Linked DNA regions of Homo sapiens: regions 1, 2 and 3 are each linked to region 4. The links are chromatin contacts, found by Hi-C or POLR2A ChIA-PET in ENCODE. All regions are on one chromosome and are shown on one strand. The core of a region is the stretch at or near the end of the contact, and the rest is flanking DNA. Distances in the headings are between cores, read along the strand shown.

Region 1 (7,643 bases), core at 4,961-7,460, 680 kb after region 4:
CACGGCAGCTTCGTGGATACGTCTCATTGATTCTCATGGCATCACTTTCCCCATGTAGGTGGGCAGACATTGTTACCCCTGTTTAATAAACAAGGAACCAACAGAGGCTTAGGAGAGGAGTTGCCTGATGTCGCATGATTGGTGGCAGAGCCAGGATCAACAGTGGGGCAGGGTGGGGGGACCTGGCCAGGCAGAGACTGGATGAGACCTGGGGTGAGGAATGGCAGGCACCCAGTCAGGGCAGAAAACGAGGGTTGGGACTTACTTTGAGTTTTGGATTGGATCAGTAAATTCCCAAGAAAGAGGGAGACTAGGAGGCTAGTGAAGAACTCTGGAGTAAAGGGGAGGATTACTAAGGGACATGGAGTACCTATCATGTGTCGGACGCTTATCTATATCTCTCCCATCTGAACAAATCCTTACAGGAACCCCAGGAGACAGGTTATCTCCACTCTGCAAATTGGAAAACAGATCCAGACAGTTTCAGTTATGTGTCTGAGAAGTTCATTTATGTGTCCAAGACACATTCTTAGCTAAAAAGCTAAGCATTCTGAATTGGAACCCAGAGAATTTGACTCCCAGACTCTGGATCTTTTCACTGCTGTGATCCATCTGGGAAAGGCTAGTGATGTGGGCAAGGGGCTTATTGCCCCTTGGTGTTTGGTTGGGAGTGGTCGGATTGGTGGGTTGGGGGCACAAGGCAGCCAGATCTGGGACTCCTGTGCTTGTGACTGGACTACAAAGAGTTAAAGAACGTTGGGCCTCCTCCTCCCGCCTCCTGTGGCCTCCTCCTCCAGCTCTTCCTGTCCCGCTGTTGCAACACTGCCTCACTCTTCCCCTCCCACCTTCTCTCCCCTCCTCTCTGCTTTAATTTTCTCAGAATTCTCTGGACTGAGGCTCCAGTTCTGGCCTTTGGGGTTCAAGATCACTGGGACCAGGCCGTGATCTCTATGCCCGAGTCTCAACCCTCAACTGTCACCCCAAGGCACTTGGGACGTCCTGGACAGACCGAGTCCCGGGAAGCCCCAGCACTGCCGCTGCCACACTGCCCTGAGCCCAAATGGGGGAGTGAGAGGCCATAGCTGTCTGGCATGGGCCTCTCCACCGTGCCTGACCTGCTGCTGCCACTGGTGAGACCAGGGACAAAGGGAAGAGTGGGCTGGTGGGCGAGGCACCTTCCGGCTGGCGTGGGCCCTCTCCGGGAGGGGGCCGAGCCTCTCCTGCCCGGGCCTGGTCCTGGCGCCAGCCTCAGGCCTGCAGGTCCTAACCTCAGCCACTGCCAGTGTGGGGTTCCCCATTCATCCGCCTTTTGGAGTAGGGGCTGCGCTGAGGCAGGGGAATGGGAGAAGTTTGAAAGGGAGAGAGTAAAAGGAAGCCCTGGCCCCTGACAGCGGTGGAAGTTTGTGGGCGGCCAAGGGAATGTGGGCAGGAGATAGGCCCAGGGTGGGGCAGATTTGGCGGGGAAAAGAAGGGAGTGGGAGTAGGAAGATTAGTGCTCGGGGAGTCCAGACGGTTCTGAATTCTGTCCCTCCGGTCAGCTGGCTGGCCTGGAGGGTGTTGGGCCGTGGGGAGGCGAGGCTGCCTGTGGAACTTGGTGGAGCACACCCTGTAGGGCAGGATTTTGGCGGCTGGTGAAGTGGGGGAGTGAGTTGAGGAGTGGGGATGGGCTGGTGTGGTGGGTTTGGGATGCTCATGGTGGGAGGTATTTGAGAATGGGCTGGGACACTGGATGGGGCAGGGCAACCCAGTGGACAGTGTCCCCAGTGCCCTGGCCAAGCCCCGGCCTCTCACCTGGGGACATTCTTTACCCTTTTGCCTGCTGCTAGGCAGGTAGCCGCTGTGGGACTGAGCCTTCCCAGGGAGCTAGTCCTACCCCCACCTGGTCAGTGTCCCTGGGCCTGTCCTCCAGCTTCCCCTCCCCGCTGCTTCTCACAGACCTAAACAACAATCCCTTGGTTTCTTATTCTACAGTTCAGTTTGGGGAAGTTGGTAGAAAGTTGTTTTCGTCACTGGAAAATGTCCCTTTCTCTGGCCTCAGCCTTGTTTCAATGTATCCTTGATCGTCCTCCACGTCTTGGTCCGGGAATCATCCTGTTCAGATGTCCTGGGCCCATCTAGTCAGGCAGATTTTCCCTGCCCTGCCCGGCCTCTGAAGGCTGCGCCTACCTCCCCTCTCTTTAGTGCCTTATACTCTTCCTCTCCTACCATTCCTTTCTTCCAGCAATCTCCCCAGACTCTCCTCAGACTTCTCAGAGCCTCTTTTTTTGAAATCTTTTCTCGCTAATCCTCCTTCCCCTCCTCTCTGCTCCGCTCTGGTCCCGGCCCCAGGTCCCCAGGCAGCACGTCTCTGGTCAGGGTCTCACTCTTCTTCTTCTGCCTCCTCCTGCCTCCTTAGTCCCACCCGCTCTTCCCTTCTTCCCACTGTCCTTCCCCCACGGTCTCCCCACCAGCCAGCTGCCCTGACATCCTGCTTCTGTTTTCTGTTTGGGGGCGGCCCCTGGCTCCCTCACATACCTCCTGCATGAACAAGAGCAGCTTATATAACCTAACCTTCCATGCCTTCGTTTCTTTATCTCCAAAATGGGTGTCACAGTCTTGACCTCATACTGTTGTTTTGAAGATTGAATAGACTGATACATGTTAAGTGTTCATTTGATTTATTAAGTGTGCGCTCTGGGCTAGACACTGTGATAGGTGCTGGGATTACAGCAGAGAACAAAATCCCTGCCCACAGCTTTGACAGTCCATCAGGGGAATAGGTTGTAGCAAATAGAAAGCACTCAATAAAGTTTTTATATTGCTGTGACTAGTAGTAATTACTGGGTGGCTACCTGTGTTGGGAAAACAGAGGGTAAAGGTAGCCTGAACAGGTAAAGGGAAGTGCCTGCGTCCTGGGGTGCTTCAGCCCAGGTGGGATTATGTCTCCTAAGGGACAGAAGCCTGGCCTGGAGCTGGAGGAAAGGGAAAACAAAGGGAATGCAACATCCTTCTGAATTTCTCACCATTCAGTGGGCAATGCAGAGCTCACAGTGTGTGTGTGTGTGTGTGTGTGTGTGTGTGTGTGAGAGAGAGAGAGAGAGAGAGAGAGAAGTGGGGTAGGGGAGTAGGGAAGAATGATACAGGAGAGACTGTGGCAAAGCAAACAGGATTTTGCTGCTCTCAAAGAGCTTACAGCCTAGTAACCAAGATGGCTTACAGTGAAAAATGATTTCAGAGCAATCCCGAGGAAAATATCCACAAATGCATTGTGATGTGGTGTCCTGGAGCACCAGTTGGGAGGAGGAGGAACTGGGGAAGGAGGTGAGCCTTAGTCCACTGCCTTTCCTTGCTTAGCAGGTCTCAGCTCCTGCGCTCAGCTCCAGAAAATTCAGGAGCTTCCCCACGCTGCTTCAGTGTCCTTCACTGTGCAACTGCAGCACTCCCTGTATAGATCTCAGTGCCTACAACTGACTGTCTTTGACTCAAGTGAGAGCTCTTGAGAGCACGAGCTGTGTATTATCCACCTCAGCATCCCTAGCACCCATACGGGACCTGTCACATTAACTGTGCCCCTTAACTATTTGCTGAAGGAATTAAGGAACAAGAGATGTGTCAGATGGGATGGCGGAGGGAAAGCCTCATAGAAAAGTGGATGTGGAGCTGACATCTGAAGTCACTGCCTGTCAGGGTAGCTATAAAGGAGGGAAGCAGAGTTGGATACTGATGTGAGGAAGAGGAGAGGAATGGAGAGATGGGATTTTGTGTTGATGGGCAGGGTGGCAGGAAGCCAGACACCTTGGTTCGGGAGTGGAAAAACCATGTTGAGAAACACTAAGAAATGTGAATGGGAGAATTAGAGGGAGTGGGGGAGAGGATGGAGGAAGAGTGTTGAATATGGTTCCAGGTGGAGGAATTCATTCATTCGTTTATTCAGAAGCTGTTCTCCTAGGGCACATTCTGTGCCCAGACTGTGATTAGAAGTGAGGTGAGGCATCTCAGATGGGTGCTGTGGTTCATGCCTGTAATTCCAGCACTTCAGGAGGCCGAGGTGTGTGGATTGCTTGAGTCCAGGAGTTCGAGACCAGCCTGGGCAACACAGCAAAACCCTGTCTCTACAAAAAATACAAAGATTAGCGGGGCATGGTGGGGCGTGCTTGTCATCCCAGCTATTCGGGAGACTGAGCTCGGGAGGACGGCTTGGGCCCAGGAGGTGGAGGTTGTAGTGAGCCCTGACCACACCACTACATTCCGTCCTGGTGGTGAAGGTTGCAGTGAGCTATGATTGTGCCACTGCACTTCACCCTGGGTGACAGAGTGAGACCCTGTTTCAAAAAAAAAAAAAAAAAAGTAGTGAGGCATCTGTGGAAGTCTTCAGATCATTTCCATGACCATGGAAATGCTGTTTGGAGCCAGGCCCTGGAGATGGAGAGGAAGGTTCACACACTTGTGCGTGCAAGTTAAAGCCTGAATGAAGATTTAAAAAGTGTGTAGGACGGATGGGAGCAGGAGAGAGGCTAGAAGACACTTGCAATAACCCAGGTGTGAGGCAACCCAGGAATGCGGAGAGGACCGAGAGATCACAGGGGGAGGCCTCGCAAGATGAACTGACACATGGGATGGCGGCAGGGATAGGGATGGGGCCCTGGGGAGAGAGCGTGGCAAGTTCTCAGCATTCGTCCGGGAAGTCGATGGTGTGTCATTTGTCTAGGTGAGGAGATGGATGAATTCCGTCTGGGGCATGTTAAGGGTCAGGGAAATGGTCATGTGGAAGGGTGCGCCTACCAAGCTGGAGGAGAGGTGCTGCAACTTCTTTCTGCCTTTGTATCATTCAGACACACTGTGTTCACTCATCAGTGGTTCTCAAAAGGAGAGGAGCACACCAGACTCTTAAGTAAGGGTGTGTGTGCTTGTGTGTGGGGAGGTGGGGGGATGGTCTGAAAACTCTCCCCCGGAGATAAATATATTCCTACCAGGGGTGCTGTCTCCTCACCTCCCTCTTTGGGAATCACTGGCTTCTACTAGAGTGGAAGACAGATGTATCATTAGATCGATCAGTTGATCCATATTTATCTGCTCCCAGTCTGGAGGTCTGGTTCTGGGAGCTGAGAGGACACCAGGGGAGGATAAGACACTTTCTGACCAAGACATTTTTTGATCTCTCATCTTATAAGGTTCGTGGTCACTTTGGGGAGATCATATCTGTCACCCAACATAACCATATTATGATAAGAGCCAAAAGTAGATAGGGTCAGTTCACGTGCTTCGAGTTCACAGGGACTATGGGTCTAAGGAGCCGGGGTGGAGGAAACAGACATCGTCAATGGTGGCTTCACGGGAGGGAGATGGGATCTCAACTGGGCCCTTGGAGGAGAAGCTGCCACGACCTCCCCCAACACCTTGACATTAAATGAACAGACACATGAATGAGGGGGAAAGGAAGACTAATTGGGTCCCTGCAAGGTGGCTGGATCGGGGTCAGACCACAAGGCCGATCTCAGCGTCGCCTCCCCACTCTGCAGCCCCAGCACAGGAAGTCACACTTTAAAGCCTCCTCTGGCGGAAATTGTGGGGGAGTTGGAGGGGTGTTGGGCCACCCCCTCAACTGTCTCTCCACAGGCACCCCAGCTTCCTGCCCTTCTGCTCCAGGCTGGAGTCTGGGCCTAAAGAGCTCACCTCCTGTTTCTCCTGTTTTGCTTCATTTACGCAACTGCTGAGGACTGGGCTTACTGGGGCCAGCTGGTGCCAGCAGTGGTGCCCAGTGGTGGGGAGTCTGAGGGCCCTGGCTCCTAGGGATCAGAGAGGGCTGACCTGGAGCATTCTGGGGGCCAGGGGAAGCCTAGGAAGCAGGGCTGGTTCTTCCATCCGGCATCCCTTCTTGCCTGCTCCCTCGTTCCTGGAAGTGGGTGTTCAGGGCTCTGGAGGCTTTCCTGTATTGCCAGTGGGCTTGGGGAGGGTCTGTGGAGACTCAGAACTGGCCTTGTTTCCTAAGGATTGTCTGGGGACCCCAGGGAGGCCCCCAAACCCAGCACAACTGGTCAGAACCAGCCAGGCTGTGGGAATGCGGTGAACCCAGGGTGGGAGGGCAGCCTTGGCTTGCTTCCTGCTGGGACTGGGGAGTGTTGGGGGATGGAGTGAGAGCTCACGGAATGGGTTTAGCTGTTGGAGACTTGTTGAACTGGGAGGAGGAGCTGGGGCGGGGCCTCAGCTAAAGGCCGCTGAGGGGCTAGGAGGAGCCAAGTGGCCCTCAGGGAAGGGAGGGCACAGACCTGATGGGCGGAAGCCAGGGTCGAGGGAGACTTCCCTTCGGGATGGAATGGGGAGAGGGAGGCATTTCCCGGAACATGTGGGCCAAGTGGGACAAGGGTCTGTGGCCTGGCTCTTTGCATGGGGAGGGGATGGATGGGGGTTGAGTGGGGATGGGAAGGAGGGACTTGGCCATAGGAAGAAGGGATTAGATGGAGTCCCACTTGCATGCAGGCTGGTGCCTTCTGCCTTTCTGCTGACTCATGACCCTTGAGGAGCTGGGGAAGCTGCTAGTTCCCTCTCCCCTCCCTAGGTCTCCCTCCCTCTGGCCTGAGTCACTGGGGCGGAGTTGCTGGGAAAAGATTTCCCTTTCCCGGATCTGACTTAACCCCCAGAGTGCTGGAAAGAGAAGGGAACACGTGGCCTGAGAAAGCCTCTCTCCCTCCCTCCCTCCAGGGAGGCTCATCCCCCACTGGCCAGAGGTCCCTGAAAAGCTCCCTTTAAGGCTGTCTGGGGCTGGCGTCCCCCAGTTCTTCATCATGACTCTGCCTCAAGCCCCCTGGATGGGATTCAAAGTACCAGTGACCTTAGGTGCTCCAGTGGCTTCTTCGGGGAAAGGAACCACACTTTCAGGACTGGGAAGTTCTTCCCATCACCACCCCAAACCCTTCCTGTTGCCCTGGAAGCCCCAGTCCTGTTCTCAGCAGAGGTGGCACGGTGTTGGCTGGTGCGGGCAGGGGAAGGTTGTTGTCCTCTGAGCAGGGGCACACGCCTCCACCTGCGGGGGCTGCTGTTGTGTTTCTGTGTGTGGCTTCCCCTGTTTGCGGCTGAGGCTTGAACTTCCGGGCCTGCACAGCTTACAGCTGCAGCGTCTCCCCGTGGCTGACTCAGGGTGACTGGCCTCCTGCTCCGAAATGTGGAGTTGGTGAGGCTGGGTGGCTGTGGGCTGCCTGACCCTCCTTCCCTGCCCTAGGGTTTCTGTGATCTGGTGAGTCAGTTGCTCCCCAGTGTTTAACAGACATTGAGGACACCCTCTTATCTTTACACAAAGTGTCTCTTATAGTAGAAAAAAAAAATGAAGCCCAGGGAAAACCAGAAATGAAGCTGGCAGAGATCAAAGTCCAAGTTAGAGCTAAATATTCACTCCTGGCTTTGCTTTCCTGGCACTGATGCCGGAACAGGACAAGCCATTTAGCTGCTGTGGGGTTGGCCTGAGACTGCAAAGCACACCTTCCAGAATGCCATGGTGTGCAGGGGGCTCCAGGACTCCCCAGCACGCCCTCAGCTCTGACCTGACAGTCATCCAAGCTGGGTCGCTAGCCTTGGCCAGCTCTATTTGCCTATGTCCTGCACACCTTTGCCCACTCCTGCCCCCGTCTCAACTTTGTCCCCCGTCTACCCATGCAGGATCCCCAACCTTT
Region 2 (7,137 bases), core at 3,318-5,817, 950 kb before region 4:
CCACCGCGCCTGGTGAGTTTGCATTTCTAACAGGATCCTAGGAGATGCTGATGCTGCTGGTCCATGGACCACAATTTCAGTAGCACTAGTCTAGATGATCTCCAAGTCAAGCAATACAGTTGATAAACATAGTGCATAAATGTGTGGATATTTTATTGTTCATTGATTAAAAATAACTTTCCTGCTGGGCATGGTGGCTCATGCCTGTAATCCCACCCACTTTGAGAGGCCACGGCGGGCGGATCATGAGGTCAGGAGTTCGAGACCTGCCTGGCCAACATGGTGAAACCCCGTCTCTACTAAAAATACAAAAAATTAGCTGGGAGTGTTGGCGTGCGCCTGCAATCCCAGCTACTCGGGAGGCTGAGGCAGGAGAATCGCTTGAACCCAGGAGGCAGAGGTTGCGATGAGCGGAGATCACATTGTAGCACTCCAGCCTGGGTGACAGAGCAAGACTCTGTCTGAAAAAAAAAAAAAAAAGTTTCCTTTGGGAATGGAGGAGCATGAATGAGCTAAATCAAGTTGGTTTTGTTTTTCTCTGCCATTTGCAAGTTGTGATATCTATCTGACCCCTTTCTTTGTTTTGTAAAATGACCAACCTTCCAGGTTTGCCCAGAGCCTTTCAGTGCTAAAACTGAGATAGTCCTGGGCAAAGGGGATGACTGGGTGACCTCTTCACTCACGAGGCCAGTGAAATCAAAGGAATATGTAAGCATAAATGAACTTGGCTAGGAATTAGGAAATGCAGTTTCTAATCCTAATTCACAACTTATTAATATTATGACCTTGGCCGGGCACGGTGGCTCACGCCTGTAATCCCAGCACTTTGGGAGGCTGACGCAGGCGGATCACGAGGTCAGGAGATCGAGACCATACTGACTAATACATTAAAACCCCGTCTCTACTAAAAATACAAAAAATTAGCCGGGCGTGGTGGCGGGCACCTATAGTCCCAGCTACTCAGGAGGCTGAGGCAGGAGAATGGCATGAACCCAGGAGGCGGAGCTTGCAGCGAGCCAAGATCGTGTCACTGCACTCCAGCCTGGATGACAGAGCGAGACTCCGTCTCAAAAAAAAAAAAACGAGATATTATGACCTTAAATTGGCCATTTAAATTATCTTTCAGCTTTTATACCTGTAAAATGGCGATAACATTATCTACTTTACTTCACACTAAAGTTTGAAGATCAACTTAAATAATGTATTTAAAAGATTTTTATTAAAATACCATACGCATATTAAGACAAAGATGTAGCCCACTTGTTTCTGTTTAGAATTTACTATTTACTGCCAAAAAATAACAACCCAGGCCGGGTGCGGTGGCTCACGCCTGTAATCCCAGCGCTTTGGGAGGCCAAGGTGTGTGGATCATCTGAGGTCGGGAGTTCAGCACCAGCCTGGCCAACATCATGAAACCCTGTCTCTACTAAAAATTCAAAAACATTAGCCGGGCATGGTGGTAGATGCCTGTAATCCCAGCTACTTAGGAGGCTGAGGCACGAGAATCGCTTGATCCCAGGAGGTGAAGGTTGCAGTGAGCCGAGATGGCCACCACTGCACTCCAGCCTGGGTGACAGAGCAGGACTCCGTCTCAAAAAAAAAAAAAAAGCAACCCAGCAATCTCATTCCTAATTATACACCCAAGAGAAAAGAATTCATACATTGAGCAAATGACAGGAATGTTTATAATAGCTCAAAACTGGAAACAATAACGCGTACATCAGTGGGAGAATAGATAAATAAATGTTGGCATAGCCAAAGGTGGAATACTACTCAGCAGTAAGAAGGAATGAACTACCAACACCACCACATAGTACTCATAGACACTATGCTCAGTGAAAAAAACATCTGAGCACAAAAGAGTACATACTGTATGGTTCCATTTAAAGGTCACGAACAACAAAATTCATTGATGATGACAGAAGTGAAAATTGTGATTTCTAGCTGGGAGTGGTGGCTTATACCTGTAATCCCAGCTGCTCGGGAGGCTGAGGCAGGAGAATGGCTTCAACCCGGGAGGCGGAGGTTGCAGTGAGCTGAGATCACACCAGTGCACTCCGGCCTGGGTGGACAGAGCAAGACTCCATCTCGAAAAATAAAAAAAAAAAATCTTGGTTTCTTCTGGCAAGGGCGGCTGTAGACTTGAACCGGCACAAGGAGCCTTTTTGAGGAGCAAGAAATGTTAAAGAATCTAGATTTTGCCAGGCTCGGTGGCTCATGTCTGTAATCCCAGCACTTTGGAGGCCAAGGAGCGGGGGGCGGGGGGGTGGATCACCTGAGGTTAGGAGTTCCAGACCAGCCTGACTAACATGGAGAAACCCCATCTCTGCTAAAAAATACAAAATTAGCCGGGCATGGTGGCGCGTGCCTGTAATCCCAGCTACGCAGGAGGCTGAGGCAGGACAATCACTTTAACTCGGGAGTTGGAGGTTATGGTGAGCCAATGGCGCCATGCACTCCAGCCTGGGCGACAGTGCAAGACTCCCATCTCAAAAAAAAAAAAAAAAATTAGCTGGGCATGGTGGTGCAAAAAAAAAATCTAGATCTTGATCCGGTTAATGTTTATGCCTGTGAATACAGATATAAATATTCACCCAACTGTAAACTCCAGATTAGTGCATTTTTATCTGCTTTATTGCATGTGCCCTTCAGTAAAGTAGAAAAAAATAAAAGACAAAAATAAAGGAAGGAAGAACTCACCCTCAATTCTATCACCACTAGAAAACAATGTTTTTTTTTTCTTGAAATGTTTGCATTCTAACCGCCCCAGCACTAAGAAGAGGTTCAGTTTTGTAATTGGAACGTCTGATGAGCATCTGATGAGTGGATCTAGAGGTTATCCCCTCATGTCGAGTTGATGATGATATTTCAGCTTCTAGACTTGAGCAAGATGACAGCAAAGGGAAGCGGAAACCCTGGGTCACTGGTTCAGGAAGACGGCCAGGTTTACATCAACGTTGCAACAAATCTGGTGGCTTTTTTTTTCGTTTCGTGTTGCTGTTTCTTTTCTTCCTCTTCATCTTTGGGTCCGTTTGCTACTTTTCTTGGATTGATTTTCCACTCTACCCCACTACACAACGTACTCTTTGGGGAGGAGGGGGGTCTTTACATTTTCTTCCACTCTCCGACTTTCCCATATTTTCTCATGTGTCTCAGTGAATTCAATGGTATGTGCTAACATTTTCTTTTATGAGTCTATTCCAGGGGCTCACATCCTGTCCCCTGCCCGAGGAGCCTTCCAGTAGCCTTTACAGCCGCATTCTCAGGCTTTCATCCACTCTTTTTGAAACAGCGCCTGTGACATTCCCACTCATTACAGCGTGCCCCTCCCATGCCTCCAGGAAATTCTCTGTTTTCCCACCGGTTTTCTACTCAGCAGCTATTCTCAGTCTAATGCGCTTCATTCACCGTCAGCCTTCCTCAGGAAGACATAAAAAAAGGGTGAAAAAGAACATTTATTTCTCAGGAAGGATTGGTCAGCTGACTAAGTTGTCTGAGGGTCTAAAAAGATGAGGGGGTAACTCAAAGCATAAATGCTTGAGGAGATGGATACCCCATTCTCCATGAGGTGATTATTTTACATTGCATGCTTGCATTAAAACATCATGGACCCCATAAATATATACACCTACTACATACTCACAAAAAAATTTTTTTAATTGTTTTTAAAGGGGAAGGGGAAGGATTAGCAGAAATACTATAGGTGAAGGGGAAACAAAAGTATGTGTCTTATTGTATGCGCCTTCCCTTTTACATTGAGTTGCTCTAGTTTCCCGGTTGTTTCTGTTTCCGTAGTGTTTGGTTCATACGTGGTACTTACGTAAATATTTCACCAACATATGAAAAAGTGAATGCGTGAGGGAGAAAACCTGTAAGTCGTGATTGAAAAATGACAGGCTAACTGCCCAAGATTCAGGATGCTGAGCTTTCTAAGATGATGAAAATTTCTGTGCGGATTGGGGTAGTGGCAACACTGGTGTGTGTGTGTGTGTGTGAGAGAGAGAGAGAGAGAGAAAAGTCGTCCACCTGCACACCTAAAAGGTTTGAATTGTATTGTGTACATTTTATACATAAAATTGACTTTAAAAAAGACTCAGCGTGCTGCTCGGGCATAATGAAGGGAGAGAGTTTGTAAACATAGGAGGCTGTGTGGAAGCGTGAAATGTGAAACGTGGAGTGTACGTGGGAAAGAAGAGCAATAAAAGGACCTGCAGCTAAAGAGGCAACGTGGTCGGGTGAGAGGAGGGGATGGGGATGGAAACTCACACAGCTGAGTGGGGCTAAAAGGGACGTTTGAGGATTACTGGCCTAGCACAAAACATCTGCCCTTAAGGCGAAACCCTCTTAAAACCTTTGGCGGCTTTCCAGAGAAGACGCCGATTCCTGAAAATTGCAAGGCTCTCCGGCGGGCTGGGAGTGGGAGGCGCTCCCGGTGTCCCCCAGCATGTGGGAGTCGGCGGGACCTGAGCCCCGCCTTCCTGCAGCGGCCGGGACGTGCCGTGTGGCACGCTACCCGCCGCGCGCGCATCCTGTCCCCCGCCCTCGGAATCCCAGCACGGGGGCCGAGCCCCGAGCTACATTCCTCCTCCTCCTTCTTCGCCACCCAAAGACTCACGCATACACACATTTTTCTTTCGTATCTGCTGTCTCAGCCTCCCTCGGGCCAATTTGGGTAAATGCGTCCAAGAGGAAGAAATAAAAATGAAAAGACTGACAGTTTAAAAGCATGTGGAGGGCTTAGAAGATAAAGACGAGTGCAAGAAAGGGAGAGCGCGGCCGGCCGCGGTGTCTCACGCCTGTCATCCTAGCACTTTGGGAGGCCGAAGAGATCGGATCACTTGAGGTCCGGAGTTCAAATCCAGCCTGGCCAACATGGTGAAACCCCGTCTCTACTAAAAATACAAAAAAATTAGCCGGACCTGGTGGCGGGCGTCTGTAATGCCAGCTACTCGGGAGGCTGAGGCGGGAGAATCGCTTGAACCCGGGAGGCGGAGGTTGCAGTGAGCCGAGATCGCGCCACTGCATTCCAGCCTGGGCAACAGACTGAGACCCTGCCTCAAAAGAAAAAAAGAAAAAAAAAAAAGGAGAGCGCGTACTGTTGCGGAAGGGGCACTGCTCGAGAAACAGAGACGAAGGGATGATTTTCAAGTAATCAAGACACCGAGAAAGACAAGATTGGGGATGGAAGAGCAGTAAGAATTAATGGAGACGTCCAAGAATTGTAGTTCGGGCGCGGTGGCTCATGCCTGTAATCCCAGCACTTTGGGAGGCTGAGGTTAGTGGATCACCTGAGGTCAGGAGTTCGAGACCAGCCTGTCCAAATGGCGAAACCCCATCTCTACTAAAAAATACAAAAATTAGCCGAGCATGGTGGCGCACGCCTGTAATCCCAGCTACTGGGGAAGCTGAGTCAGGAGAATAGCTTGAACCTGGGAGGTGGGAGGTGGAGGTTGCAGTTAACCGAGCCACTGCATTTCAGGTTAGGTGACAGAGTGAGGCTATGTCTCCAAAAAAAAAAAAAAAAAAAAAAAAAAGAAGAAGAAGAAAAGCAAATGGGTAGTTTGTTTTGCATGCTTCTTGCCAGGCAGAAAAGGTGCTTGAGAGGAGAAAGAAGTGGAAAACTGGAAAGGGGGGGAATCTAAATCAAGGACTTTATTTTCCTTACTGTTGAGTTGTAAATACAGTCCTCCTTTGACATTTATCTTCCCCTTTTTCTATGGTTTAAAAACAGGTGATTTGGCTGGGCATGGTGGCTCACACCTGTAATCCCAGCAGTTTGGGAGGCCAAGGCAGGCGGATCACTTGAGATTACGAGTTCAAAGACCAGCTTGGTCAACATGGTGAAACCCTGTCTCTACTAAAAATACAAAAATTAGCTGGGTGTGGTGGCAGGCACCTGTAGTCCCAGCTACTCGGGAGTCTAAGGCAGGAGAATCGCTTAAACCCAGGAGGTGGAGGTTGCAGTGAGCCGAGATCGCACCATTGCACTCCAGCCTGGGAGACAGAGTGAGACTCCGTCTCAAAAGCAAAACAAAACAAACAAAAAACAACGTGATTTATATATCATGGCGTTGTATTTATGTATTATGTAGTTTTTTTTCTTTTGACACAGGGTCTCACCCTGTTGCCCAGACTGGAGTGTAGCAGAGCGATCACGGCTTCACTGCAGCCTCAGACTCCTGGGTTGAAACAACCCTCCCACCTTCCTGAATACCAGCTATTGTCCCAGCTTCCTGAATACCTGGGACAATAGTTGGGACTATGGGCACAACTGTCTTGGGACTAAATTTGTATTTTATTTTATTTTATTTTTATTTTTTAGAGACGGAGTTTCGCTCTTATTGCCCAGGCTGGAGTGCAGTGGCGCGATCTAGGTTTACTGCAACCTACGCCTCCCGGGTTCAATCGATTATCCTGCCTCAGACTCCGGAGTCGCTGGGATTGCAGGCATGCACAACCACTCCTGGCTAATTTTTTTTTTTTTTTTTTTTTTTTTTGAGACGGAATCTTGCTCTGTTGCCCAGGCTGGAGTGCAGTGGCACCATCTCGGCTCACTGCAGCCTCCGCCTCCCGGGTTCAACCGATTCTCCTGCCTCACCCTCCCAAGCAGCTGGGACTACAGGCGCGTGCCAGCACGCCCAGATAATTTTTTTTTGTATTTTTAGTGGAGACGGGGTTTCACCATATTGGCCAGGCTGGTCTCAAACTTCTGACCTCGTAATCCACCCGCCTCAGCCTCCCAAAGTGCTGGGATTACAAGCGTGAGCCACGGTGCCTGGCGGCTAATTTTGTGTTTTTAGTAGAGATGGGGTTTCTCCATGTTGGTCAGGCTGTTTTGGAATTCCCGACCTCAGGTGATCGGCCCGCCTTGGCCTCCGAAAGTGCTGAGATTACAGGCGTGAGCCACCGCGGCCAGCCTGTATTTTATTTTTTGTAGAATCAGTGTTGCGCTAGGTTGCTCAGGCTGGCCTCTAACATCTAGGCTCAAGGGATCCTTCCTGCCTCTGCCTTCAGAGTAGCTAGAATTACAGACACACATCACCATGCCCAGCTTTGTTTGCTTGTTTTGAGATAGGATTGGCTGGTTTTGAACTCATGGACTCAAGCTATCCTCCTGCCTCAGCCTTCCAAAGCGGT
Region 3 (6,797 bases), core at 309-2,808, 620 kb before region 4:
GCTTTCGTGGTGAGTGCTGTAATTCACAAAAGTAGTATGGACCCCAAGAGCGAAAGAACAAAGCCCCACCAAGGCAGAGAGACACCCGAGCGGGTTACTACTACCAACTCGGGCAGCCTGCTTTTATTCTCTTATCTGGCCCCCCCCCAACCACATCCTGCTGATTGGTAGAGGCGAGTGGTCTGTTTTGACAGGGCGCTGATTGGTGCGTTTACAATCCCTGAGCTAGGTACAAAGGTTCTCCTCCTCCCCATCAGATTAGTTAGATACAGAGTATCCACACAAAGGTTCTCCAAGGCCCCACCAGAGCAGCTAGATACAGAGTGTCGATTGGCGCGCTCACAACCCTGAGCTAGACACAGGGTGCTGATTGGTGTGTTTACAAACCTTGAGCTAGATACAGAGTGTCCATTGGTGTATTTGCAATCCCTGAGCTAAACATAAATTCTCCACGTCCTCACCAGACTCAGGAGCCCAGCTGGCTTCACCCAGTGGATCCCGCACCGGCGCTGCAGTCCCACGCCATGCGCTTGCACTCCTCAGCCCTTGGGCGGTCGATGGGACTGGGCGCCGTGGAGCAGGGGGCGGCGCTCGTCGGGGAGGCTCCGGCTGCACAGGAACCCACGGAGGCGGGGGAAGGCTCAGGCATGGCGGGCTGCAGTCCCAAGGCCTGCCCCGCGGGAAGGCAGCTAAGGCCCGGTGAGAAATCGAGCGCAGCGCCGGTGGGCTGGCACTGCTGGGGGACCCAGTACACCCTCCGCAGCCGCTGGCCCGGGTGCTAAGCCCCTCACTGCCCCGGGCCGGCAGGGCCGGCCGGCTGCTCCGAGTGCGGGGCCGCCAAGCCCACGCCCCCCCGGAACTCCAGCTGGCCCGCAAGCGCCGCGCGCAGCCCCGGTTCCCGCTCGCGCGTCTCCCTCCACACCTCCCTGCAAGCTGAGGGAGCGGGCTGCGGCCTTCGCCAGCCCAGAAAGGGGCTCCCACAGTGCAGCGGTGGGCTGAAGGGCTCCTCAAGTGCCGCCAAAGTGGGAGCCCAGGCAGAGGAGGCGCCGAGAGCGAGCGAGAGCTGTGAGGACTGCTAGCACGCTGTCACCTCTCAATGGGATTAACCACACTTTACCCACGCAACCTTAGCTTATCTGCCTTGTGTGATTCCCTTTGACTTCCTAAGCCTATGTGATCTACCTGGCTCCCTGAAAAATTGATCTTTGGAGAGACTGTGTTGTTTTTGGTCAAGGCTCCTTTAACAGAGGCAATGTGCTAGACTGCCTGCTATTATGGCCCATGCCAAACCATTTACCCTCAGAAAAATGGTTCTGGTTAACTTCTGAACTTAAAATCTCCCTACTAATTATACCATTTTAACAGGAAACAGATTAGATGTCTTAAAAGAGCGTAGGAACAGAATGGCCATTTTCCTGCTTATGGGACAATATCAAGACTAAAATGTGGCAGCAGACATATTACTTCTTTTTGAGACAGAGTCTCACTGTCACCCAGGCTGGAGTGCAGTGACGTAATCTCAGCTCACTGCAACCTCTGCTTCCCCGTTTTAAGCAATTCAATAGCCTCAGCCTCCTGAGCAGCTGGGACCGCAGGTGTGCACCACCACGCCCAGCTAATTTTTGTGTTTTTAGTAGAGACGGGGTTTCACCATATTGGCCAGGCTGGTCTCGAACTCCTGACCTCGTGATCCACCCGCTTTGGCCTCCCAAAGTGTTGGGATTACAGGCGTAAGCCACCATGCCCGGTCGAGGACATATTACTTCTAATTGCTGAAGGCAGAACTTTCCGGTTCACAGAAGTAGGTTAGAGCCTGATTTCTGGTGGTGCAAAAGGAAGTTCAGTGTTACCGTAAAAAATGTGGCCCCTGAAGAGGATTTCTACTTCCACTAGGTGGCGCTGTTGGCTTAGAAATACTATATGCTCACCAGCGCAGCCACAGAGAGCGGGCTTGTTGAGTTACTGCCTGCTGCGTTTGCCATCTTTCCTAGCAGACCTGTTTCACTGAACTGTAAAACTCCCTGCACTTTTCACAGAGAGAGAGTAAGAGACCGTGGATAGAGAAAGAAGGAAAATTTTGCAACAGGATAGTAAGAAGAGAGCCTTGAAATTGAAGGAGAGATTTGAGGTTGGGGCTCGCTCTATAGTCACCACTCCGATGAATGAATTCCCGGTCAATGCAACCAAAATGATAACTGCTCTGATGAATGGAAGAACAGCAGGGTCCTTGGTCTAACATCGTTTTAGATAAAGCGACATGGACACATGTAGAGTGGTTTTAAGGAGTGGAGAGTTTAATAAGCAAGAAAGAAGGAAGAAGCTTCCCAGTACAGGGACAGAGGGAGGGGGGCTCCCAGAGAGAAACCCCGTGTGTGGCAGAGTAGTTTGTTATAGCAGGAGGCTGGAGGAGGAGGTGTCTAATTTGCATAGGGCCCAGGAGATTGGTTTGACCAGGCGTGTCATTCACATAGCCCGTGAAAAACCTGGCACTCCTACCTTACTCCTTTAATATGCAAATGCAGGTCACCATGATATCCATGTTATCTGGAGGCAATCATGACACTTGGCACATGTAGTGATGAGGAGGAGAGGGTGGCACTCTTCCTGTTGGCCATGTTGGGTGGACCCAGTTTCTAATCGCCAGCATTTGCATATCAAAGCTTGCCGGCCTGGTTTTTCAAGCTGCCTTTCTGTTAGAAAAGAAATGGTTTGGGGGTTGCTTCTTATTACAGGAAAATTTCCACTGAGAACCTTTACCCTTTCTAGCGGCCTAAAAGTTATTTCTTAATAATTCCTGTATTATTTGGAGGTGTTTGGGTCATGTGGGTAGATCCCTCCTGAAGTAATGAGTTCTCACTGTTCGTTCACACAAGAGCTTGTTGTTTAAGAGTCTGGCATCTCGCTTGCTCCTACTCTCACCATGTGGCACACTGTCGCCCCTTTGCCTTCCACCATGATTGTAAGCTTCCTGAAGCCCTCATCAGAAGCAGATGCTGGCACTATGCTTCATGCACAGCCTGTAGAACTATGAGTCAACTTAACCCCTTTTCTTTATAGATTACCCAGCCTCAGGTATTCTTTTATAGTAATGCAAGCAGACTAACACAAAGCTCATTATATATTTACAGTAGAGATGGATGTTAATACATGAGCATATTTTATATGAGCCACTATAATTATTGCTATTCCTATAGGAGAAAAATTATTCAGCTGATTAGCAAACTTTCACAGAGAAAATATCTAATGGTCATTAGCTGTACTATGAACTTTAGGCTTTATTTTCTCATTCACAGTTGGAGGCTCAACAAAAATTGTATCAGCTAAATTATCATTTGATATCAACCTTCATGATAGATATTGTTGTAGTAAAGCAAAGTAAAATGAAAGTAAAGTCAAAGTAAAGCAAAGTAAAAGGCTAGAGAGTGTTGGAAGCAGTGAATCCTATTTTAGATGGACTTGCCAAGGATACTGGTAATTTTCTTTTTTTTTTGAGATGGAGTCTTTCTTTGTCATCCGGAGTGGAGTGCAGTGACTTGATCTTGGCTCACTGCAACCTCTGCCTCTGGGGTTCAAGCGATTCTCCTGCCTCAGCCTACTGAGTAGCTGGGATTATAGGCACGTGCCATCATGCCTGGCTAATTTTTGTATTTTTAGTAGAGACGGGGTTTCACCATATTGGCCAGGCTGGTCCCGCACGCCTGACCTTGTGATCTGCCCACCTCGGCCTCCCGAAGTGCTAGGATTACAGGCATGAGCCACTGCACCTGGGCGGATACTGGTAATAAAGTAAATGAGCAGGTCATGTGAAAATCTGGAGAAAGTTTATTTCAAGCAGATGGAAGAAGGTGCAGGCATTTGAAATTGGAACAAAACAAATTTGGCATTTTTTAAGGAATAAAAAATGTGGTTAGAGTGGAATAAATGAGGTGAGAAAATGTAGGAAATAGGGCCAGGGAGACAAGCAAAGGTAAGATTATGTAGGGAAGTATAGGTCATGGAAAGAAATTTGGATTTTCTTTTGAGTAAACTGGATTTTAGAAATTTGTGGTAGTGCAGGATTTATTATGTATTAACAAGAACTGGTTGCCTGCTGTATGGAAAACAGATATAGTGGGGCAAAAGTGAAGTAAGGAAGTCCAGTTAGAAATACAGCAGATATCTAGTAAAGACTAAGCTCTGATTTTTTATCTGGCCTAAATTCCTTATTAAGGGGTATGGGGAGTCATGACCCACAAACCATAAATTCTCATCAGATGGGTTTTATTTAATCCTGTATATTACGACTTACTTTCCAATCTGACTCTGGCATAACTAGAAAGAAAATAAAAATGTTTTACCCCAAAATATATTTTCTTGCCATACCTTGAAATTGCCCTGCAAAGTCCCTTGTGGGAAAAATCCACATTCTATAGAGAATCCCCTTTCCCCTTTGTTTTCCTTTCTTCCTTTCTGGATCCAGGAGATAATCAACTAAGAGCCAGGTACCCTTTTAGGTCTGATAGGAAACATTTTACAACCTGCTGTCTCTGAAGTCTGCTATCAGAGAGCTTCCTCTGCACAATAAAACTTGGTCTCCACAATTCTTTATCTTAACTTGAACATACCTTTCTTTTTTTTGAGACAGAGTCTCACTCTGTCACCCAGGCAGGAGTGCAATGACGCAATCTCGGCTCACTGCAACTTTCGCCTCCTGGGTTCAAAAGATTCTTGTGCCTCAGCCTCCCAAGTAGCTGGGGTTACAGGCACCCACCACCATGCCCAGCTAATTTTTGTATTTTTAGTAGAGACAGGGTTTCACCATGTTGGCCAGGCTGGTCTCGAACTCCTGACCTTGGGTGATCCACCTGCCTTGGCCTCCCAAAGTGCTGGGATTACAGGTGTGAGCCACCACACCCGGCCTGGACATTTCCTTTCTATTGATCCCAGCTCTTCAGATAAACTCAACCAACTGTCATACAGAAAATGTTTAAATTTACCTATAGCCTGGAAGCCCCTGCTTTGAGTTGTCCTGCCTTTCTGAACCAAACCAATGTATTTCTTAAATGTATTTGATGTGTCATGCCTTCCTAAAACATATAAAAGCAAGCTGTACCCCATCCATCCTGGGCACATGTTCTCAGGACCTCCTGAGGGCTGTGTCATGGGCCATGGTCACTCATATTTGGCTCAGAATAAATCTCTTCACATATTTTATAGAGTTTGACTATTTTCATCCATACTAGGAAATATGACTATTATCTCTACTGAAATAAAGATACAAGTGGTGAGAAGTAGTAAGATTTGGGATATATATTAAAGGTTTAGTTGACAGGATTTGTTGATGGAATAAATGTATGCTACAAAGGGAAAACTCATGACTTTTACATTTTTAGCAAGAACAACCAGATGAATGATACTGTCACTTAACTGAAATGAGGAACACAGGGCTAGGAGTGGTTTGAAAGTGAAGTCAAGAGTTCCATTTAATTATGTTAACTTTTAAAATGTTTATTAGACATACAAGTGGACAGTTATTCATGTCTGAATTTGATAGAAAAGGTAAAATCTGGGGATTAAAAAAATGGGCTTTACATATGCATTGTCTTAAAGTCACAGGAATGGTTGACCTTACTTAGACATGTGAATATGAATTGTGGACATAAGAAAATTGAAGACCAATCCACAGGATTTACCAACATCTGGAGATCAAGACAAAGACGAAGAAACAGCAAAGTTGGCTGAGTAGCAGTAGCCAATAAGATAAAAGATAAATCAGAAAACTTTTATCCCAGAAGCCAAGTGGAGAGAAAAGTGTTTTAAGAATGAAGATGGGGAAGATTCTAGGTAGGTGGTTTTAGTACAGTGCACTTTAAAAATCTCCATCTAGGGCAGCAAAACCAAGGAGCAATGAACAAAACCCATTTATAGCAAAACTAGATGGCAAAATTTCTCCATGAGCTTTCAGTTATGAGAAGATGATGACGAATTATCAGTAACTACACAACCCACAAAGTATCAGCATCTGTTTGGGAAGTTGGACAGGATCCAACTCACAGGAAAGTCTAATAGGGCCACAGTGCAATAAAGTATAAAGATGTTGGGTAAGTCTGGGCCCTATAGACTTTCTTTTTTTAAAAATTTTTAACCTTTTTTTTTTTGGAAATGGAGTCTCGCTCTCTCGCCCAGGCTAGAGTGCAGTGGCGCGATCTCCCCTCATTGCAAACTCCACCCCCCGTGTTCACGCCATTCTCCTGCCTCAGCCTCCCAAGTAGCTGGGACTACAAGCGCCCGCCACCACGCCCAGCTAATTTTTTGTATTTTTAGTAGAGATGGGGTTTCACCATGTTAGCCAGGATGGTCTCGATCTCCTGACCTCGTGATCCACCCGCCTTGGCCTCCCAAAGTGCTGGGATTACAGGCGTGTGCCACCGTGCTCAGCAAATTTTTTTAACTTTTTAGTTCAGGGGTACATGTGCATGTTTGTTACATGGGTAAACTTGTGTCATGGGGGTTTGCTGTACAGATCATTTCATCACCCAGATATTAAGCCTAGTACCCATTGTTATTTTTCCTGATCCTCTCTCTCCTCCTACCCTTCACCCTCCAACAGGCCTCAGTGTGTGTTGTTCCTTTCTATGTATACATGTGTTTTCATCATTAGCTCCCACTTATAAGTGAGAACACATGGTATTTGGTTTTCTGTTCCTGCATTAGTTTGCTAAGAATAATGGTCTCTAGCTCCAGCCATGTCCCTGAAAATGACATGATGTTTGAGCTAATGGATATCGCAATTACTTTGATTAGATGATTATATACTA
Region 4 (7,223 bases), core at 789-3,288:
GGCTAATTTTTTTGTATTTTTAGTAGAGACAGGGTTCCACCATGTTGGCCAGGCTGGTCTCTAACTCATGACCTCAGGTGATCCACCCGTCTCAGCCTCCCAAATTGCTGGGATTACAGGCCTATATATATAATTTTTGTTTTTTTTTGCAAGACAGAGTCTCGCTCTGTCTTTCAGGTTGGAGCGCAGTGTCATGATCACGACTCACTACAGCCTCAACCTCCCAGGCTCAAGTGATCCTCCCACCTTAGCTTCCTGAGTAGCTGGGACTACAGGCATGTTCCACCATGCTCATCTAAATTTTATTTTATTTTTTTTGTAGAGACAGGGTCTATGTTGCCCAGGCTGGTCTCCAACTCCTGGGCTCAAGCAATCTTCCCACCTCAACCTCCCTAAGTACTAGGATTACAGGCATGAACCACTGTGCCCGGCCAATATAAGGCATGCAAAACTATACTAATTTTCCTTTCTGGATATATGCTGTATGTAAAGTATTAAAATAGGCATGGGATTGATAAATACCAAAGTCAGCAAAGTGGTGACCTCTGAGAAAGGAAGGAGGGAAATGCCCTCAGGAAGGGATATACCGGCTTTTCAAATGTATAGGTGATGTTTGTTTCTTAACCTGGAGAAGTTATATTATCCTCTACTTTTCCGTGTGAATGAAATATTTTGTTTTTTAAAATCTTGCCCAAAATGGGAGTAGGGGTAGGGAATTTGACAGACCTAGGTTTAAATTCTGTCTGCCGCTTACTTGTAAAGGAACTTACCCAGTTTCTTAATTTCTCCAAGCCTCTGTGTCTGTAAGAGGACATCATCATAATAAATATTCTATTGCGCAGCCAAAGCAAGTGAAATAATACGGATGAAAGTGCTTTATAAAGTGCAAGTGCTACAGAAGTATAAGCTGTAATTTTACAAGAATGCGCCACAAATTATTGTAACTAAGAGTTATTGCAAGAAACTCTTAGCATTCCTTTGTTACATACTCTCACAGAACCTTGACCCTTTCCTTCAGAGCACTTACCTTCTCTTGCAATAACACGTTAATTGATGCTATTATTTGTGCATCCTCCCACTCCGTGGCTCTGGGCTCCTGATTCTATTCCCAAGCCCAGCACAGTCCCTGGCATATGGTAAGTGCTCGACAGATTTTTTTTTTTTTTTTTTTGGCGTAATCTTAACAGGATTACCTGTAGGAAGTGAGAATGAAAAGCAGGGAGGGGAAACAGGACTCTTCTGTTTTACATTTCTATACTGTTATAACTTTTATCATAAACATGTATTACTCAGTGCAAAATTATTTGAATTTTTAATTAAAATAATAAGTGTTAAATAGGCATATCTTAATTTCATCGCCTCTAGGGGGAAGGTCATGTTTTACTACAGGAAACTGCATGGAAAAGGGATCCATGAAATAAAAGGAGCAGACAATGTCTGTTCCTGGGGCACTGGGCTTTCCGCTGAACCTCCGGGAGTGAAGGCGACGAGTCTAACAACCTAAGAATTTAAGAACGGGCCGGGAGGCGCCGTTAGGGGGCGCGCGAAAGGCGGCGCGGGCGTTCCCGCCTCCCCGTTACATGCCCCAGTAACCCCAGCGCCGGCGACCGGGAGTAACCTCGCGCGCGGGCGGCCCCCCCGCGTCCAGACTCTCGCCTGCTCCCGCCTCAGCCAATGGGAAGGCAGCGAACCGGCCGGCCGGACGGTCGCCCCGGAGGGCTCCTCCTGGGAGCATTTCGAACGGAGTTGAACTGTCGCCGGGCCACGGGCTCAGACCTTTCCAATGGCAGCTCTGGGTCCCGACGCCAAGCCCCGCCCAGCCCTGAGCCTCCCCGTGTGCATTCTCGGCAGGAGTCACCTTTGCCTTACAAACCTTCAGACCCGCCCTCTTCCTACCTTGCCGCGCTAGGCCCCGCCCTCTGCGCAGGTCGGCCAATAACGGGGTGAGCTGGCGCCGCGGGGCGGGCCTCCAGCCAATGCGCACGCCGTGGGCGGGCCCCGAGCCGGAATTGGGGGTGAAGCGATAGCGTTTTGCCCGCATTCGGGGCGCGCGGAGCTGGGGGGTCCCTGTGGGGCTCCCGGAGTTAAGATGGCGTCCTCAGCGGAGGGGGACGAGGGGACTGTGGTGGCGCTGGCGGGGGTTCTGCAGTCGGGTTTCCAGGAGCTGAGCCTTAACAAGTTGGCGACGTCCCTGGGCGCGTCAGAACAGGCGCTGCGGCTGATCATCTCCATCTTCCTGGGTAAGGACCCTCCTGCCTCCCTCCGCCCCTCGCGGAGTCCCCGGGGAGTAGGGGAGGAATGGGGACAGGACCTCCCTCTCTTCCCGGAGCCACCCGGGAGGGCTGTGCCGGGTGCGGGTGTGAATCCTGAAGCACACCAACAGCTACTGAGGGAAGACAGAAGTCCTGTCTCGAGTCTGGGGCGCTGTGCCCTCTGAACCTCTTCATCTTTCTCTTCAACCCCTGCCATGCCCTCTGGCCTCTCAGTCGGGCCCCCGCCCTCTTGTGCCAGGCTCTACCCTTGCTCCCACGACCTGTCTTTATTTGTCGCTCTGTTGAGTTCCACTGTCTGGCCATGTGTCCTGCTCTGTCATTAATAACCACCCCGCACACGCGCGCATCTCATCGGTAGGCATAGGGCCCCTAACTTTAGCCCTTTCGGCCTTTTCAGCCCCATATTCCATATTTCATATTCTGAGCGCCTGTTTTGCTTATTGCCAGCTTATATTATACTTTCGTCTCTTTTCTGTCCCAGTCCTACTATTTTCTTTTTATACCATGTTGCTTTTTTTATTTTCCAAGCCACCTACCTGTCATTTACCCTGGAATATCATTTTAATGCTGGACTTGGGAAACAGGACTAACAACCTCCTTAAAATCGATCCATACTATTCCAAGCGTTTATTACACGTGTGGTTCAAAGGATGTGGTGTATCTGAATTTATGCCACAACAAGCTGTATTACAACTGGTTTATAGGCTTTTTTACCGCATCCTCACTCCATGGTTTAATACATGGAGGTAGCATAGTACAATGGAAAAAAGTATGGGTTTTGAAGGCAAACAAATCAGATCCAGCCTTGTTGCTGCTCACAAACTGAAGGACCCTACGCAGGCCGCAAAACCCTCTGGGCCTAATTTCCTTATCTATGAAATGAGGACAACAGTGCCTACCACATAGGATTGCCATAAAGTCCTGTAGAAGGGCCAAGATTGGGAAGTACCTGTACATATATATACATAAAATTTAAGCAGTTGGAACGTTTTATGAAGGTTATAGAACTTTAGGAGCGGGTGAGTGGGAAGGATTAAGCAAAAGCTGTAAGTGGTGATAAGGAAACAGGACTGGGGCTAGAGCAGAGGGTTAGAGGTCTGAACCATGAGAAGTTTGAGATAAAGTTGGGCAGGTGTGGAAAGCCTTAAATGCCAGAGAGAAGTTTGGCGTTTATCCAGTATTCAGTAGAAACACTGATATATAATATCACCAGAGGGTGTTAACCCAATCTAGATAATGGGATAGGCATTAATTCATATTTAAACAACCTTGCCTAATAGCATTGTTACTTTCCTATTACATATCAAACCAAGATCTTCCTTTCTTCCAAATAAAGATCACCTTTTTCTTCCTCTGTGGAATCGTAAGATTTTAAAGATGGAATGGAACTGGGGTTGTGCAGTTTGCTCAGTGTCACCCAGACATCATCCAAATTTATCAGCACCCTAGTCTAGGCTTATTTGCACTACACCAGCTTTGAACTTCCTACTCTTTCATCCTTGTTTCTGACCCAGTTATTTTTGACATTGTAATTAGCAATTAGTGTTTACATTTGACAGGACGCAGCGGCTTATGCTTATAATCGTAACACTTTGGGAGGCCAAGGTGGGAGGAACGCTTGAGGCCAGCCTGGGCAACATTTTATTTGTCTCTACAAAAAATTAGGCCAGGCGCAGGGGCACATGCCTGTAATCCTGGCATTTTGGGAGGCCAAGGTGGGCAGATCGCTTGAGGTCAGGAGTTTGAGACCAGCCTGGCCAACATGGTGAAACCCCATCTCTCCTAAAAGTATAAAAATTAGCTGGGCATGGTGGTGGGCACCTGTAATCCCAGCTACTTGGGAGGCTGAGGCAGGAGAATCACTTGAACCCTGGAGGTGAAGGTTGTAGTGAGCCAAGTTAGCTCTACTGCACTCCAGCCTGGGTGACAGAGCAAGACTCTGTCTCCAAAAAAAAAAAAAAAATTAATAAAAAAATGAGCTGGGCGTGGTGGCTCATGCCATGCCTGTGGTCCCAGCTACTCCCGAGATTGAGGTGGGAGGATCACTTGGGCCTGGAAGTTTGAGGCTACAGTGAGCCGTGGCACCACTGCACTCCAGCCTGAAGGATAGAGCAAGACCCTGTCTCAAAAAAAAAAAAAAATTGTATTACATTCATTAGTTAGGAAACTGTTGGTTTCTCAACAATAAATTCAGAATGTAACACAAGTAGCAACCAGTTATAAGGGGCAATCTGTTAAATGGAGTTAGGGCTGGAATTAGGACTTGGAATTCAACTTTTGTTTGTTGACATAAAGAATTCAACTTTTGTTTGTTGACATAATCACATATTGCCTGTGCACTCCTGCTGGGCTATTGCTGTGTACTGTCACGGGGCATACAGATGACTAGGAAATTGTTTTCTCCATATCCCACTCCTCTTCTCTCATCTTCTCTCATTACCACCAATCATCAAAGTAATAAACACTTGGTGTAATGCATCTACCACACTCCCGAGCCCCCTTGCTCATTCTACCATTTCCCACACCCTGCCTTCCTATCTCACATACCCTGTTGCCTTCAGTAATTCATAGTATTTCTCATTTTTAGATCAACTTGGGGCTTCAACTTGCCTCCTATCAGGTATAGCTCATCATGTGGACGGGTAGGATTGTATTCCTAGTAGGCACAGTTTAAATACATACATATAAATATAAATTGATTAAGCTTGATGTGTGCGTGGTAGGAGTGCATTTTGGTTGTAAATATGTTTCCCTTACAAAGGTTATTACCATTTCTGTGTATTGTAACCTAGAAACCAGTAGCCTTTCAGCAGTGGAGTTCCTGGTTCTTGAACCCAGCTCTCTCAGGGAACTGGGATACTGGAGGAAATCCTTGCTGGAGGTACCAAGAAAGCCTGTAGTCCAAAATGATTTCTGGTTCACTTTCCACTGATTAGATTAATTCAGGTTAAAAACACCTCCCTAAATGCAAATACCCCAAGGGAAGAGTTAGGTATATCATTCACATTTTCAAGTGTACGTTTTAATCAGATAGTCTAATTACTATTTTCTTAACATCTTACTTTTTTTACTTCAGTTCTGTGTGCTGATCTTGGGGTGGAATGCAGAGCATTAAAGCACTGGCTTTTAAACCTTTTTGACTAAGATCCATCGTAAGAAATATGTTTTACATTGTGACCCAGAACACACAGACTTGTATGTGTATACACGTATTTGAAACAAGTTTCAGGAAAGAATACTTGCCCTTAATAATAACTCACTAAGTTGATTTCATGACTTGTTAATGAGTTACAACAGTTTGAAAAATCTTGAGTTAGAGGCTGCAATTTTTTTTTTTTTTTTTTTTTTGAGACGGAGTCTCGCTCTGTCACCCACACTGGAGTGCAGTGGCTCGATGTCGGCTCATTGCAACCTCCGCCTCCCAGGTTCAAGCAGTTCTCCTCCTCAGCCTCCTGAGTAGCTAGGACTATGGTGCACGCCATCATACCCGGCTAATTTTTGTGTTTTTAGTAGAGACGGGGTTTCACCATGTTGGCTAGGATGGTCTCAATCTACTGACGTCGTGATCCACCTGCCTCGGCCTCCCAAAGTGCTGGAATTACAGGCGTGAAATTACAGGCATGAGCCACCGCGCCCAGCCGAGGCTGCAATTTTTAATATTCAATACTTCAAAGAAAAAGTAAGCTTATGTGGACTGCTGCACTGGAGTATTTTGAGCAGTCAGAAGACTGTAAAAGGAGTGTGTTTATGTTTGTGTGGTGTATGCTTGCAAGGAGTTTGATGGAAGGATGCTGAAGAGGAATTTTGCCATGAGCCCTGGTGCTGGCAAATACTACCAGAAAACATCTCCCCTTCAACAGCTTGGATCTCATCACTCCTTAATGTAACTAATACCATGAATTGCTCATATAAATTCAGTAACATGCACCTACTACAGGTAAAGCAGTATTCTTAACCCTGCAAGGGCAGGAGCAGTGGGTGTAGTATGAGTCAGGAGCCCTGCACTCAAAGGTATTATGGTCTGTTAGGGTATAGGAAATGGGCCTGAGATAAGTATACTAATAACCCCAATAAATTTTAAGCACCATAAGAGAGGTACAGAGCTTTGTGAGATTTAAAGATGGGACATTTCATTTAAAGATGAGTAAGGTTTCAGCATGCTGAGATGGTAAGACTTAAGGAATAGCATGAGCAGAGGCACTGAGGTGTGAATGTGGCAACACAGCCAAGGAACAGTCAGTAGTCTAGTGTGACTAAAACAGGACTTTAAAGAAGTGATGGAAAATCAGGCTGGAACTGTAGGTTAAAGAGCCTTTAAAGCCAAGGTAAAGAGTTAGTACTCACGTAGGTGATAGGGAACATTGGAGATTTTTGAGTGGGGAATAATATGGCTGGAGCTGTATTTAAAAAGATAATACAGCCTGGGGTGATTTGAAGTCAGCATAGACAAGTAGTAGGGAAACTAAGGAGAAAGAAGTGATCTAGAGAGGAAGTTATAATGACTTGGAGGCAGGGTGGCTGTGCTGAGAGGAGAAAGTGGGCATCTCCTGTGAGATGGTCTAGGAATACCGGAACCTTTTGAAAGGTAGATTCTGTAGACACAGTCATCTACACAGCTGCTCATGCCTGAAACCCAAGAATCAGCTTTGTTGCCTTTCTTCACTCACTCCCCACATCCCAGTCACCCAATCCTATCAATACAACCTCTGGATTGTGTCTCAGATCCATCTACTATTCTCCATCACCACAGCCACTAACCATCTGTCACCAGCACCACCCAAGTAGCCTCCTGACTAGTCTCTAATTCTGTTCTTGCCCCCTCAGTCCACTCTCCAAAAGCAGCCAGAGTGATCCGATCCTGTGCCTCTCCTGCTCAGAACCCTTCAGGGGCTTCCATACCTGGCTGGTAAGCCCCTGCCTGCTGCCCCAGCCTCGTCCCAAGCAAGCTGA

What was found. Hi-C counts contacts between places; a loop is a spot of excess contacts on that map. ChIA-PET counts read pairs that join two places held with the same protein, here RNA polymerase II (POLR2A). Pooled maps may share reads with other maps.
Region 1: a loop to region 4 is called in a pooled map, with 6 times the contacts of the local background. The contact joins the enhancer-like site here to the promoter of LPCAT3 in region 4. A Hi-C loop is called at or near these places in 5 of 50 pooled maps.
Region 2: a pooled map shows a loop between it and region 4 (5-fold over the local background). The contact joins the enhancer-like site here to the promoter of LPCAT3 in region 4. A Hi-C loop is called at or near these places in 7 of 50 pooled maps. POLR2A ChIA-PET finds 5 or more read pairs at or near these places in 2 of 52 experiments (AG04450 and activated T-cell).
Region 3: a loop to region 4 is called in a pooled map, with 13 times the contacts of the local background. The contact joins the enhancer-like site here to the promoter of LPCAT3 in region 4. A Hi-C loop is called at or near these places in 1 of 37 single-sample maps with no recorded cell type and 9 of 50 pooled maps. POLR2A ChIA-PET finds 5 or more read pairs at or near these places in 1 of 52 experiments (activated naive CD8-positive, alpha-beta T cell).

Annotation. Positions count from the first base shown.
Region 1 is chr12:6,335,263-6,342,905 of GRCh38, reverse strand. TNFRSF1A (TNF receptor superfamily member 1A) reads left to right here and starts at 830. Exons shown (of 10, transcript NM_001065.4): 1 at 830-1,130. The coding sequence starts at 1,092. RefSeq lists enhancers at 928-1,027, 5,586-5,635, 5,409-5,703, 5,696-5,785, 5,102-5,971. Within about 2 kb of position 6,210, at least 40 of the 41 ENCODE cell types and tissues checked have a DNase peak (open chromatin) inside an H3K27ac peak, as active enhancers do.
Region 2 is chr12:7,968,186-7,975,322 of GRCh38, reverse strand. No RefSeq gene overlaps it. Among named protein-coding and RNA genes, the nearest start is that of SLC2A3, 36 kb to the right of the region's middle. RefSeq lists enhancers at 3,833-4,546, 5,972-6,684, 6,685-7,137. Within about 2 kb of position 4,567, at least 38 of the 41 ENCODE cell types and tissues checked have a DNase peak (open chromatin) inside an H3K27ac peak, as active enhancers do.
Region 3 is chr12:7,633,957-7,640,753 of GRCh38, reverse strand. No RefSeq gene overlaps it. Among named protein-coding and RNA genes, the nearest start is that of APOBEC1, 29 kb to the left of the region's middle. RefSeq lists silencers at 622-721, 1,803-1,932 and an enhancer at 2,374-2,908. Within about 2 kb of position 1,558, at least 8 of the 41 ENCODE cell types and tissues checked have a DNase peak (open chromatin) inside an H3K27ac peak, as active enhancers do.
Region 4 is chr12:7,013,291-7,020,513 of GRCh38, reverse strand. LPCAT3 (lysophosphatidylcholine acyltransferase 3) reads left to right here and starts at 2,038. Exons shown (of 13, transcript NM_005768.6): 1 at 2,038-2,240. The coding sequence starts at 2,090. RefSeq lists a silencer at 1,428-1,687.